Regions from separate parts of the Homo sapiens genome. Here region 2 is linked to region 1. The links are chromatin loops, found by intact Hi-C in ENCODE. Cell type or tissue: IMR-90. All regions are shown on one strand. Links, peaks and the distances in the headings refer to the core of each region. The heading gives the core; the rest is flanking DNA.

Evidence for each region. A loop is a pair of places that touch in the nucleus more often than their neighbours do. Peaks named below come from ENCODE experiments on the same cell type or tissue, not always from the same donor. Only the 100,000 strongest peaks of a DNase experiment are listed, where the experiment ranks them.
Region 2: a loop joins it to region 1, with 4 times the contacts of the local background. A loop is called at or near these places in 70 of 110 quality-filtered maps.

The regions. Positions count from the first base shown.
Region 1 is chr7:151,629,945-151,635,319 of GRCh38, reverse strand. PRKAG2 (protein kinase AMP-activated non-catalytic subunit gamma 2) reads left to right here. Exons shown (of 16, transcript NM_016203.4): 5 at 3,182-3,251. Among named protein-coding and RNA genes, the nearest start is that of RHEB, 110 kb to the right of the region's middle. RefSeq lists an enhancer at 1,888-2,237 and silencers at 2,608-3,477, 3,628-3,727. In IMR-90, for the core only: a CTCF peak has its summit at 2,838 (motif pointing right); DNase peaks (open chromatin) are centred at 3,029 and 3,139; H3K4me3 peaks cover 1,908 bases; H3K27ac peaks cover 882 bases.
Region 2 is chr7:151,751,840-151,757,214 of GRCh38, reverse strand. The region is part of intron 3 of PRKAG2 (protein kinase AMP-activated non-catalytic subunit gamma 2); the gene reads left to right. Among named protein-coding and RNA genes, the nearest start is that of PRKAG2-AS2, 52 kb to the left of the region's middle. RefSeq lists enhancers at 1-352, 1,541-2,322, 588-4,268, 3,889-4,672. In IMR-90, for the core only: a CTCF peak has its summit at 2,943 (motif pointing left); DNase peaks (open chromatin) are centred at 974, 1,544, 2,874 and 3,824; H3K27ac peaks cover 3,353 bases.

The sequences.
Region 1 (5,375 bases), core at 310-5,309:
TGTTACATGGTAGTTGCATGTTTAGTTTTATAAAAAACTGCCAAATTGTTTTTAAGAGTGGTGGTTCCTGACCAGGCACAGTGGCTCACGCCTGTAATCCCAGCACTTTGGGAGGCCAAGGCAGGCAGATCACCTGAGGTCGGGAGTTCAAGACCAGCCTGACCAATATGGTGAAACCTCATCTCTACTAAAAATACAAAAATTAGCTGACCTGTGGTAGCATGTGCCTGTAATCCTAGCTACTCAGGAGGCTGAGACAGGAAAATTGCCTGAACCTGGGAGGTAGAGGTTGCAGTGAGTTGAGATAGGTCCACTGCGCTCCAGCCTGGGCCACAGAGGGAGACCCTGTCTCAAAAAAAAAAGAAAAAAAAAAAAAAAAACAGTGGTTCCATTTTGCATTCCCACCAGCAGTGTAGAAGTAATCCTGTCTGTCTCTCTACATCCTTACCAGCATTTGATGTTGTTACTATTGTGATTTTAGCCATTTTAACAGTTGTGTAGTAGTATCTCATTGTGGTTTTAATTCGCATTTATATAATGGCTAATGACTTTGAACATCTTTTCATGCACTAATTTGCCATCTGTATATCTTTCTTGGTGAAACAGCTCTGTGTCATTTGCCTATGTTCTAATTGGATTATTTTCTCCATTTTCTGTTTAATATTGGTAGTGTTTATGTATTCCAGACATTTTTATTTTATTTTATTTTTGCTATTCCTTGGAGAGCAGGGCTAACCCTATAGGCAGTGTGCTAGTAATTTGTTGGCTATGTGATTTGCAAGTATTTTCTCCTACTGTGTAGCTTTTCTTTTCATCCTCTTAACAGGGTCTTTCGCAGAGCAAAAATTCTTAATTTTAATGAGGTCCATTTATGTTTTTCCTTTTATGGACTGTGTTTTTGGTGTCAAGTCTAACTTTTGCCTTGCCCCAGTTCCCAAATATTTTCTCCAAAAAGTTTCATAGTTTTAAGTTCACGATCCAATGTGAGCTAATTTTTGTGTAAAACGCAAGGCTTAGGTTGGGGTTTGTTTTTGTCTTTTTACCTTTTGATATCCAATTACTCCAGTTCTATTGCTTTTACACCTCCATCAAAAATTGGTTTGCCATGTTTGCATGGGTCTATTTCTGGGTTTTCTATTTATTTCTATTGATTATTATATCCATTCTTCTGCCAATACCATTGTCTTGATTGCTGTATCTATATAGTTTGCTTTAATATTAAGCGACTTCAAGATTAAAGAATTCTACTGTAGTCCCAGCTACTTGGGAGGCTGAGGCAGGAGAATGGCGTGAACCCAGGAAGCAGAGCTTGCAGTGAGCCGAGGTTGCGCCACTGCACTCCAGCCTGGGTGACAGAGCGAGACTCCGTCTCAAAAAAATAATAAATAAATAAATAGAATTCTAGAGCTTGCACCTTTCCATATAAATTTTAGAATAAGCTTATTTATGTCTTTAAAAAAAACCCTAATTTGGTAGCAATTGCATTAAACCAAAAGATTAATCTGGGGGAGAATTGTCATTTTTACTATGTTGGGGCTTCCAGCTCAGGACTGTCTCTCCATTTATTAGCTCGTCTTTCATCTACAGTTTGTGATTTTCAGCATACAGCTACTATACATGGTTTCTTGAGTTTATGCCTAAGTATTAATTTTCTTTGAAGTGATTGTATTAAGTGATATTGTTTTATATATTTTTCCATGTGTTCATTGTTAGTTTATAGAAATGTGATTGATTTTTGTGTGTTGATCTTGTATGCTATGACCTTACCAAACTCACTAATTCCAGGTGAGTTTTTTCTTTCTTTTGTAGATTCTTTGATATTTTGTATGTAGATAACATGTTATCTACACAGGTGTTTTTCTTCCTTTCCAATCTGTATGCGTTTTCTTTCCTTTTCTTGCCTTATTGCAGGGCCTAGTACTTCTAGAACCATGTTGAATAGGATTAGTGAGAGCAGACACCCTGGCCTGGTTTCTGAACTTCATAGGGAAAACAGTCTTTCACTATGAAGTATGGTATCTGCTGTAGCTTTTTACCATGAAACATCTTAGTTTTGTTTTCTTTTTCTCTCCCCACCCCTTTTCTTTTTTTAAGAGGTTTAAGACTTAGGGATTGGCGCAAGTAAGATGACAAAGCTAAACGAGAGGCATTTTCAGGACTTCCTCTTTCAGGCCCGGCTTGCAAGAGCGCTAGGGCCAAGCTCCTTTCAGCCCTAATCGGTACTGGAGCTAATCGCATTCGCGGCGCCCGTGCACTCTGCAGGGATGGGCCGTGGGGCCAGGGACCTCAGTCCCCTCTCGGCCTGTCCTGCCCTTCCAGGAGGCTAGCGGCTGCTGGCCGCGCAGCCTGCCAACCTGAGTTGGCCATAGTAGAGTCTCAGATACCCAGCTCCTGAGCGGCCAGGGCCAGATTCAGGGTGTGTACGTTTTTGGCAGCGGCTCCCCAACCGAGAAGACACTCGGCTGCGAAGAGAGGACGCGAATTAAGAGTTCCATGCTGGAAAAAAAAAAATGGATAGCGACAAAGTGCATCTACAATACGTGTAGCCCACGGAACGATTTTTGTTAAGGGGGCCGAGGATGGGCAGTTACATCTAAAATTTGGAAAGGGAAGAGGAAAGCGAGAAAGGATCCCCTAGCTGGCGCCCCGGGGCGTTCTGCAGCCTCCAGCCCCTCTCCCCCTCCCCGCGCCGCGGAGCCCACACCTGCGCAGGTGGAGCCTGCCGAGCGCGGCCGCCGGTGCTGGGAAGGTGAGCGGCGCCGGGGGGCGGAGTGGGGGCGGGCCGCGGGCCTCTCCCAATGGCGGCACGGCGGGGAGGACGCGGGCCACGGCCGGAGGGGGGCGCCCCGGGCCCAGGCGCTGCCGCCCTCGAGCTCCCGGGTCCCTTCCCACGCTTCCTCCCGGGCGGGCCGTACCAAGGCGCGGGGGGGAGCGGCGCGTCCCACTCGCGGAGGGGCACGCGGGCCGCGGCCGCGCCACCTGCGGCGGCGGCGGCGGCCTCGGGCGGGTGGGGGCAGCGCTCCCGCTCCGCCCCCGGCCCCCGCTGCCCGCGTCCCCTGCCAGGCCCCTCCTCCCGGCGGCGCGGCAGAGCCAGGCCCCAGCGCTCGGCCGGCCGCGAGCCCGCCGGCCGGGGACGAGCGTCGCAGCTCATGCTGATCGCTGTCCTCCTCCTCCCCCTCAGGCGGCGCTGGCGGCGGCCCTGGGACCCGCGGAAGCCGGCATGCTGGAGAAGCTGGAGTTCGAGGACGAAGGTGAGTGCGCCCCGCCCGCTGCCGGCCCGGCGCTCCCACGGCCCGGCCGCCCGAGGACCGGGACCCGCGGGGACCCCGCGCCCCATCTCCGGCGCTGCCCCACGGCGAGCTGCGTCCTGCGGAAGCCCAGGGGCCGGGGCGGGAACCGGGGCGGGGATGCGGGCGCCGGCGAGCTCGGGCTGCGGGGTACCGGGCGTCCGCGGAGGGGACGCGAGCCAGGCTCCCAGAGCGCAGCCCTGAGCCCGGCATCCACACGGACGGGCGGCCCTTTTGTCCTTACTCGCCGAACTCGAATTACAGCAAGGTGTCAGGGAGCGCTAATTGTTTGTGCTTGTCACCATGCACTCGGAGGCAACCCCGAATCATACCCACAGTCCAGACCCTTTAATCATAGACTGGTGCCCTTATCTGCGCCTGTGAAGATATGACCGGTAGGGTGTGTCTTCTTTTTTAATGGGGAAAGTTAAATAGGAAAACCTGAAGAGGTTATTGAATCGGTGTTGAGTTCAGGCGACCCTCTCACTCCGTCATTTCTGTCGCCTCTCCTCTCACTTGGTTGTTTTTTTTCCCTCTCCTGTCTTCTTCTTGTATCTTACAGGTAAATAACTTGGATCTTATTTGGAGGCTGTTAACATTTGAAAGGCATGAGCTCGTTCTTTGGCAAAATTAATATTTAAAATGGAATGTGACGAGCTTTCACCAGGATCTTATTTTGAAGCTGTTAACATTTGAACGGGATGAGCTTGCTCTTACGCAAAATTAATATGTAAAATGAAATGTGATGAGCTCAGAGTCGGGAAAGAACTTTATATAAGATGCTTGACAATTCGAGGACTTGAAAAGGCGTTCACACTGTCTTGTGTGCTTCCATTATTTATTTAGCAACTTCTCTTTTTTCCAGGAGTATTGATAGAATAAAGCTCTCGAAACAAAGAACGTGCCATGTGGATGCTGTCCCTTGTGCCAACTTTACTTTAATACCTCTGTTCATTCACAGTCAGGCAATTACTTAAATAAGCCTGCACAGCCAGCATGGACGTGTTAACCCAATAGAATTAGCCGGGTGCCTGTTATCTTTGAGATTCACTGCAGCATTTCACAAACATGTTAGCTGGAAGAGAACGCGTTCATAGTCATTGTCATTAAAAGTGTTTGTCTGTATTTATTGGTAACAAATGGTGCATTTCAGAATTTTACCGGACTTAATTTGCATTTCATCCTACAGAAAAATAATCCAGGGTCTTCATTCGAACCCATCTCACTATTCCTCAGTTTTATTATATTGCAGGCCAAATCTTGGCCGCTGTCCACAGGGTGGAATGGTGTGCCCGTTCCATAAGACTTTGAATGTCTAAATCACCAGGGTTTTGTCTCTTATATTAGTAAGAATGAGAGTCTTTTACAGTTACAATTTTTGCAAATTAGCAGGGAGGCAAGAAGAACTAGAGAGCAGCTTCTGTTCGAGAGGAATCGCTACTACTTATTTAGCTGTGTGACCTTGGACAAGTTACTTAACCTCTCTGTGCCTTGGTTTTCTCATTTCTAAAATAGAGCTAATATCAGGTGTTTTGAGGATTAAATGAGCCAATCCGTATCATGGCATTTAAAAACAGTGTAAACCCATAGTGAGTACTTCATAAATGTTAGTTACTATTATCGCTTAAGTGCCATTAAGCATTGTACTGAATTCATGAGCTTTTTAAGATTTTTATTAATGAAACCCAACACAGAGATTCTTCTCAACACAGATTTGGTGTCCTGTCCCTTTTCTTCTTCTTACTTGAGATTTATTAATTTAATTATGCATTTCTCTAAGCAGATATACACTCTTTTTTTTCTTTTCATTGTGTCTGCCAATGTAATGAATGTAAAGTATTAAACCTAAGTGTCTAAGAGAGGAATTTCCCCTCTTCACCCATCTATTTTTATCTATATTGCTGTCATTCCTTTAAAGCACACCGAATCCCACGAATAACCCTGTCAAACTTTTCTAGATTCTTAAGGAGGCAGAATGTTAAACAGTGACTTTGAGGCTGAGCTGAGCTGGAAGAAAGAACAGTGTTGGCGTGGTAGTCCAAATGCAGCTTTGTTTCTTTTGAACTTTAAATTGCTTATTCATCCAAA
Region 2 (5,375 bases), core at 101-5,100, 120 kb before region 1:
GAGGAATGAGCCCAAGCTTTTAAGACTTTAATTTAGAGCCTCTGAGTCTTGCATTTCCATCCCAAGGGCTCCCGGGGCTGAGGAGCACCCCACTCCAGCTTGCCCCGCAGAACAAACGCCAGGCAGTGGTTCAGCGAGTGAGCATCAATAGGGCCATTGTCCCTAAATATAGAGCAAGACCAAAAACCGGGGGGTCAGACTCGAGTAATTTTAGGACTCCAGCATTTAGGCCTGAAGCTCACCGCTGGTTACTCCCCCGAATCGCAGCGCTGACCCCGTCTGAATCGTCTCCTGCAGATGGCCCTAGCTCAGCTGTCAGCCCGGGTCCTACCTGGAAGAGGGTTACTCTCCGTACTAAAAGCAGATGGAGTTTAATACACGGACGTCACAGTTCTGATTATGTGGCTGCGTGGTTATAAAGGTGAGGAAAGAGCTGAGACGCCAGACTAGAGTTTGGGAAGCGACCCACCGATGAGTAAGGAAAATCCTTTCCCACCCCAGGTGGGAGAAGGGAAGAGGGCGGCGCTGGGAGCCCTGGCGGGGCTGGAACCAGGAGCTGCAGTTGGTCTGTCTGGCAGGAACGGGAGCCAAAGGGGCTGTAGCTATGGTCAGATGTTGCCCAAGGTGTCTCCCTGTCTCCTGCCCAGCGGGAGCCTGGACACATGGCAGCAGGGGTCAGAGGTCAGCCCCTGCATCCAGGCAGAGTAGGGGTGAGGATTGAGCATGAGAGCAGCGCAGGTACCCGCTCGCCTGGAGGCACCACTGAGTCGTTGCGTGTGCCTGAGCCATGTGCTGAGCGGGGTGCCCGAGATGCACCCACAAATCCATCTAGGGTCCCTCCCAGCATTGCAAGGACAGGAAACCTTTGGTGCCTCAGAGGCAGAGAGGTTCCTGGGGAAGCTCTGGTGGCTCCTACGTTAAAAGGAACCCACACTTCCTTCGTTGCAGTCACGTGTGTGGTGTGTGTTCCTGGGGCATTGCTCACATGACCTGTACGTGAGTCATTTTACTCCTCACTTTCAGGGAGGCCACAGGGGCCTGTGGGACTGTACCGATGGTGCAGAGGCGAGACCTGCTTTGGGGGCAGAGGGACCTGTGGCTGCCGGCATCACTGGTGGTCCAGGGGGAGAGGCCTGAGAAGAGGAGGAGACCAATGGGGGATGGGAGAGGAGGCGGGAGAGGGCAGTGGAAGTATTTGTGTTTGCGCACAGGTAGAGACACTGAGGACTTTTCTCCACTTCCACCTGGGAGGGCCCCGCAGCCTCCTGGAGGAACCTCATGGTGTGCACAGGTGATTTATATCATTAATACCAAAGAACACGAGCAACTGCTAAAGTGAGTTGCTTTAGGCACCGGGGTGAAACTGGGAAGGCTCGTGAGGGGCCGTGGCCCCCGTGAGAGTCCCCTTGCTGCCTTGGAAATGACTCTGCCCAGCAAGGAGAGGAGTCTCTTCAAACAGCAGTTGACAAATGTTTCCTGTAAAAAGCCAGATGGTAAATGTCTTAGACTTCGAAGGCCACGTGGTCTCTTTTGCAACTACGAAGCCATAGACAAAGTATAAACTAATGGTGCAGCTGTGTTCCAATAAGTATTTATAAAAGCAGGTGGCCAGCAGGATTGGGCCATTGGGTAGTAATTTGCCAACTCCTGTTTTTAAAACATAAATCCCATCATGTCATCCCCTGTTCAACCCCTTGACGCCGCCCCAGCACATTTAAATGAAAACTCCAAGCCCCACCACACATGGCCTCTGAGGTCCTCTGAGGTCACCCTGGGCTGGCTCTGACTGTGTCTTGTGCACACCCACCCCCTGTCTTCCTCTGCTCAGGCTCATGTCCCCTAGGCCCTCTGCCTGAAACACCCTGAGATGCTGAGCATGTCCCCTAGGCCCTCTGCTAGAAAACACCCTGGAGCCAGAACACCCTTGAGGCTGTGCTGTGCCGTGCCTCCCAGATTCCCGATTCCTTCAAGAATGAGGAACTCACTCCCAGCTGTGGGTGTGACAGACAGATGGCCCTCAGCTAAGGAGCACCACCTCGCCAGCCTTCAGCCCCTCCCAGAGCCGGCCTACGCCCAATAACCGGCCGATGTACATAAAGGACCAGCCCCCGACCCCCGCTCAGGACAGCTCTGAAGGGGCATCCGGGCTTCAGAACTCTCTGTCGGGGCTTCACGGGGTCTCCATCGCCCCTTTGTCAGGCCCAAGAGCACTCCCTGATGTACATCCAACATGCTCATTTCCATCCCAGAGCCTGCCTCTCAGAGAGCCTGCAGCGACCCTTCCTGCAGATAGACACAGGTGGGGTCCCTTCCTTCAGGTCGCTGCTCCAACTTTCCAATACCACAGTGGCCTTCGGAAGGAAGGGAGGCAGGGGAACTGAGGGGACCGCGAAGGTAGGGCCTGGAGAAGTGCTGGGGAGTGAGGTGCAGCTCGAAGTGCTGGAGAGTGAGGTACTCGAAGTTAGGGCCTGGAGAGGTGGTGGGGAGTCAGGTGCGGCGGAGGGGGTTGGGTGGGCGGGAGAACAGGGACTATATGAAGCCAAAGCCCAGCCTCCCTCAGGGCTGTGCCCTGTGAGTTGTACAAAGGGCCCTGGGTCTGTCCCCAGATGTTGCCATGATCCAGAATTACTGTGAGCTTTACCCTGTACCCGACAAAAAAGATTGACTCTGGCTTGCCCAAGTCTGCCCCTAAGCCCCAGTGCTGGCCCAGCCAACGCGGGCACCCTGGGCCCCCCGCTCACTGGCCACAGCTGGAGCCTTCCGGACCAGGGCAGCTGATGAGGTCTGAATACTGGGGCTGAGCAGACTCCAGAAAAACGTGACTCATCTTGCCTGCCCACAAAGAAAGGAAAAGTATGTGCGGCATCCAAGTTTCCTGAAAAGTTCAGCCAACACATTGCAGAGTTATGTGGCCTGGCATCCCGTGTGGTCCCTGGGGACAGCGCCCTCTGGCGCCAGCCTGGAAGACGTCCCCAGCCAGGGCTGGCCTGCACATCCTGTGTCCAGGCTGTTATTATTTGGGAGAAGCCAACGAAAAATTCCCGGAAGAATCTCCTTGCCCTCAGCGAGTTAGAGTCCTCTAGTTCTCTCAGGGCCTGCTTTGGTGATGCTCCCACCTTCGGAGACAGTAAAAGGCAGCACTAACACATGCTCTTACTTAACACACAGGCCCACTGTAGCTCTTTTTCTTTTTTTCGAGATGCGGTCTTGCTCTGCCTCTCAGGCTGGAGTGCAGTGGTGCGATCACAGTTCACTGCAACTCAAGCGATTCTCCTACCCCAACCTCCTGAGTAGCTGCGACTACAGGTGTGCACCATCATGCCCGGCTAATTTTTAAATATTTTGTAGAGATGGGGTTTTGCCATGTTGCCCAGGCTGGTCTCAAACACCTGGGCTTAAGCGATCCTCCTGCCTTGACCTCCCAAAGTGCTGGGATCATAGGCACAAGCCACTGCTCAGCCTGTATTTCTTAATTCCTTTTTTAAAATAACACTTTAGGGCTGGGCGAGGTGGCTCACGCTTGTAATTCCAGCACTTTGGGAGGCCAAGGTAGTGGATCACTTGAGCCCAGGAGTTCGAGACCAGCCTGAGCAACATGGTGAGACTCTGTCTCTAAAAAAACAATTATTAAATAATAAATAACATTTTATTTTGACAATTTCAAACATAAAGTCACAAAAATAATACAAAGAGTTCTCATATCCTTTTCACCCAGATTGCCCGATGTTAGCATTTCACCAGATCTGCCCATATCTCATTTCTCACGATCTCTCACTGTGTGTTTATATGAATTCTGAACCCCTGAGAGGAATTTGCAGACATCATATCCCTTTACCCCTAAATATTTCAGTGGATGTTTCATAAAAACAGGGTCATTCTCCTAACCACAGTATAATTGTCAAAATCAGGAAATCAGCACAAATATCATGCTATCAGCTAAGCTGCAGGCTTCATTCACATTTTGTGCCTTGTCTCAGGGGCGTCATTTCTTGGAAGAGGAGACCTCCAGCCACGCGTTTTGTTTCGTTGTCCTTTCTCTTCAGTCTCTTCATCTGGAACAGCTCCTCAGTCCTGTCTCATCTGTCACGACCTGAGCACTTTTCAGGAGGACAACGGCCAGTTCTTGTGTCACCTGCCCTTCGACATTTCCTCACCATCAGAGCCAGCCTCCGCCCTCAGGTGGGCACCCACCCATCCGTGGGCTGCCCTGGGCTTCTGCATCCCAGCAGGGTCACCCGATGCGGCCGCGACACCTTTCCGGTGAAGTGGACGCCGGTCACTTGGTGAAGGGGGCGTCTGCCACCATAAAGTTCTCTACTTTAATAAAGGGCTTACTTTCCCCCTTGTCACCAGTCAGGGCTTCAGGGGGACCTACTTTGGGATTGTGTAAATGTCTTCTTTCTCATCAAACTTTCACTTGCTAGTTTTAGGATTGATATGTATTTCTTGCCTGAATTGTTACTATAGTAATTACCAAAAGGCGATTTTCTAAATTTATCATGAATTCTACATTGACTGGTTGGAATGCTACTTTAAAGAACAGGTTTTTCTTCTCTCCCTGTGTGTGTATGTATCTATGGACTCATGGATTTGTATCCTATTCAGTGCCATGTTATTTCTCATTATCAAATATTTTAAAAAATTTTTATTTTAGGTTTGGGGGTCCATGTGAATGTTTGTTACATAGATAAAGATGTGTCATGGGGGTCTGTTGTACATATTATTTCATCACCCACGTATTTCATCATGTATTAGGCTCAGTACCCAATAGTTATCTTTTCCGTTCCTCTCCCTCCTCCCACCCTCTGCCTCTTAAGTAGCCCCCAGTGTTTGTCGTTTCTTTCTTTGTGTTCGTAAGTTCTTATTATTTAGCCCCCACTCATAAGTGAGAACATGCAGCACTTGGTTTTCTGTTCCTGTGTTAGTTTGCTAAGGATGATCGCCTCCAGCTCCATCCATGTTCCCTCAAAAGACGTGATCTCTTTCTTTTTTATGGCTGTGTAATATTCCGCAGCACATATGTACTACATTTTCTTTATCTGGTCTGTCATTGATGGGCATTTAGGTTGATTCCATGTCTTCATTATCAAGTTTTTGATGCTCAAATTGTCCTAGACGTGGCCAGCAGGAGCCTCTCCAGGCGGATCACTGTGTCCTTTGACTTTCCCCATCATATCCCCACCCTGTCCCCATCATGCTGTGGGCACTTCCTGGCTTTCTGGCTGATCTTGTACATTCCTCACCCCAGCCCTGGAATTAGCCATTGCTCTAAAGAGCCCTTGTCACTTTTAGTGGCAAATAGTGTTTACGTGTGCATGTCACTCCTGGGGTGTCATTGCTTCTAGGCCTTCTCAGCAGATGTATTAGAGACAACC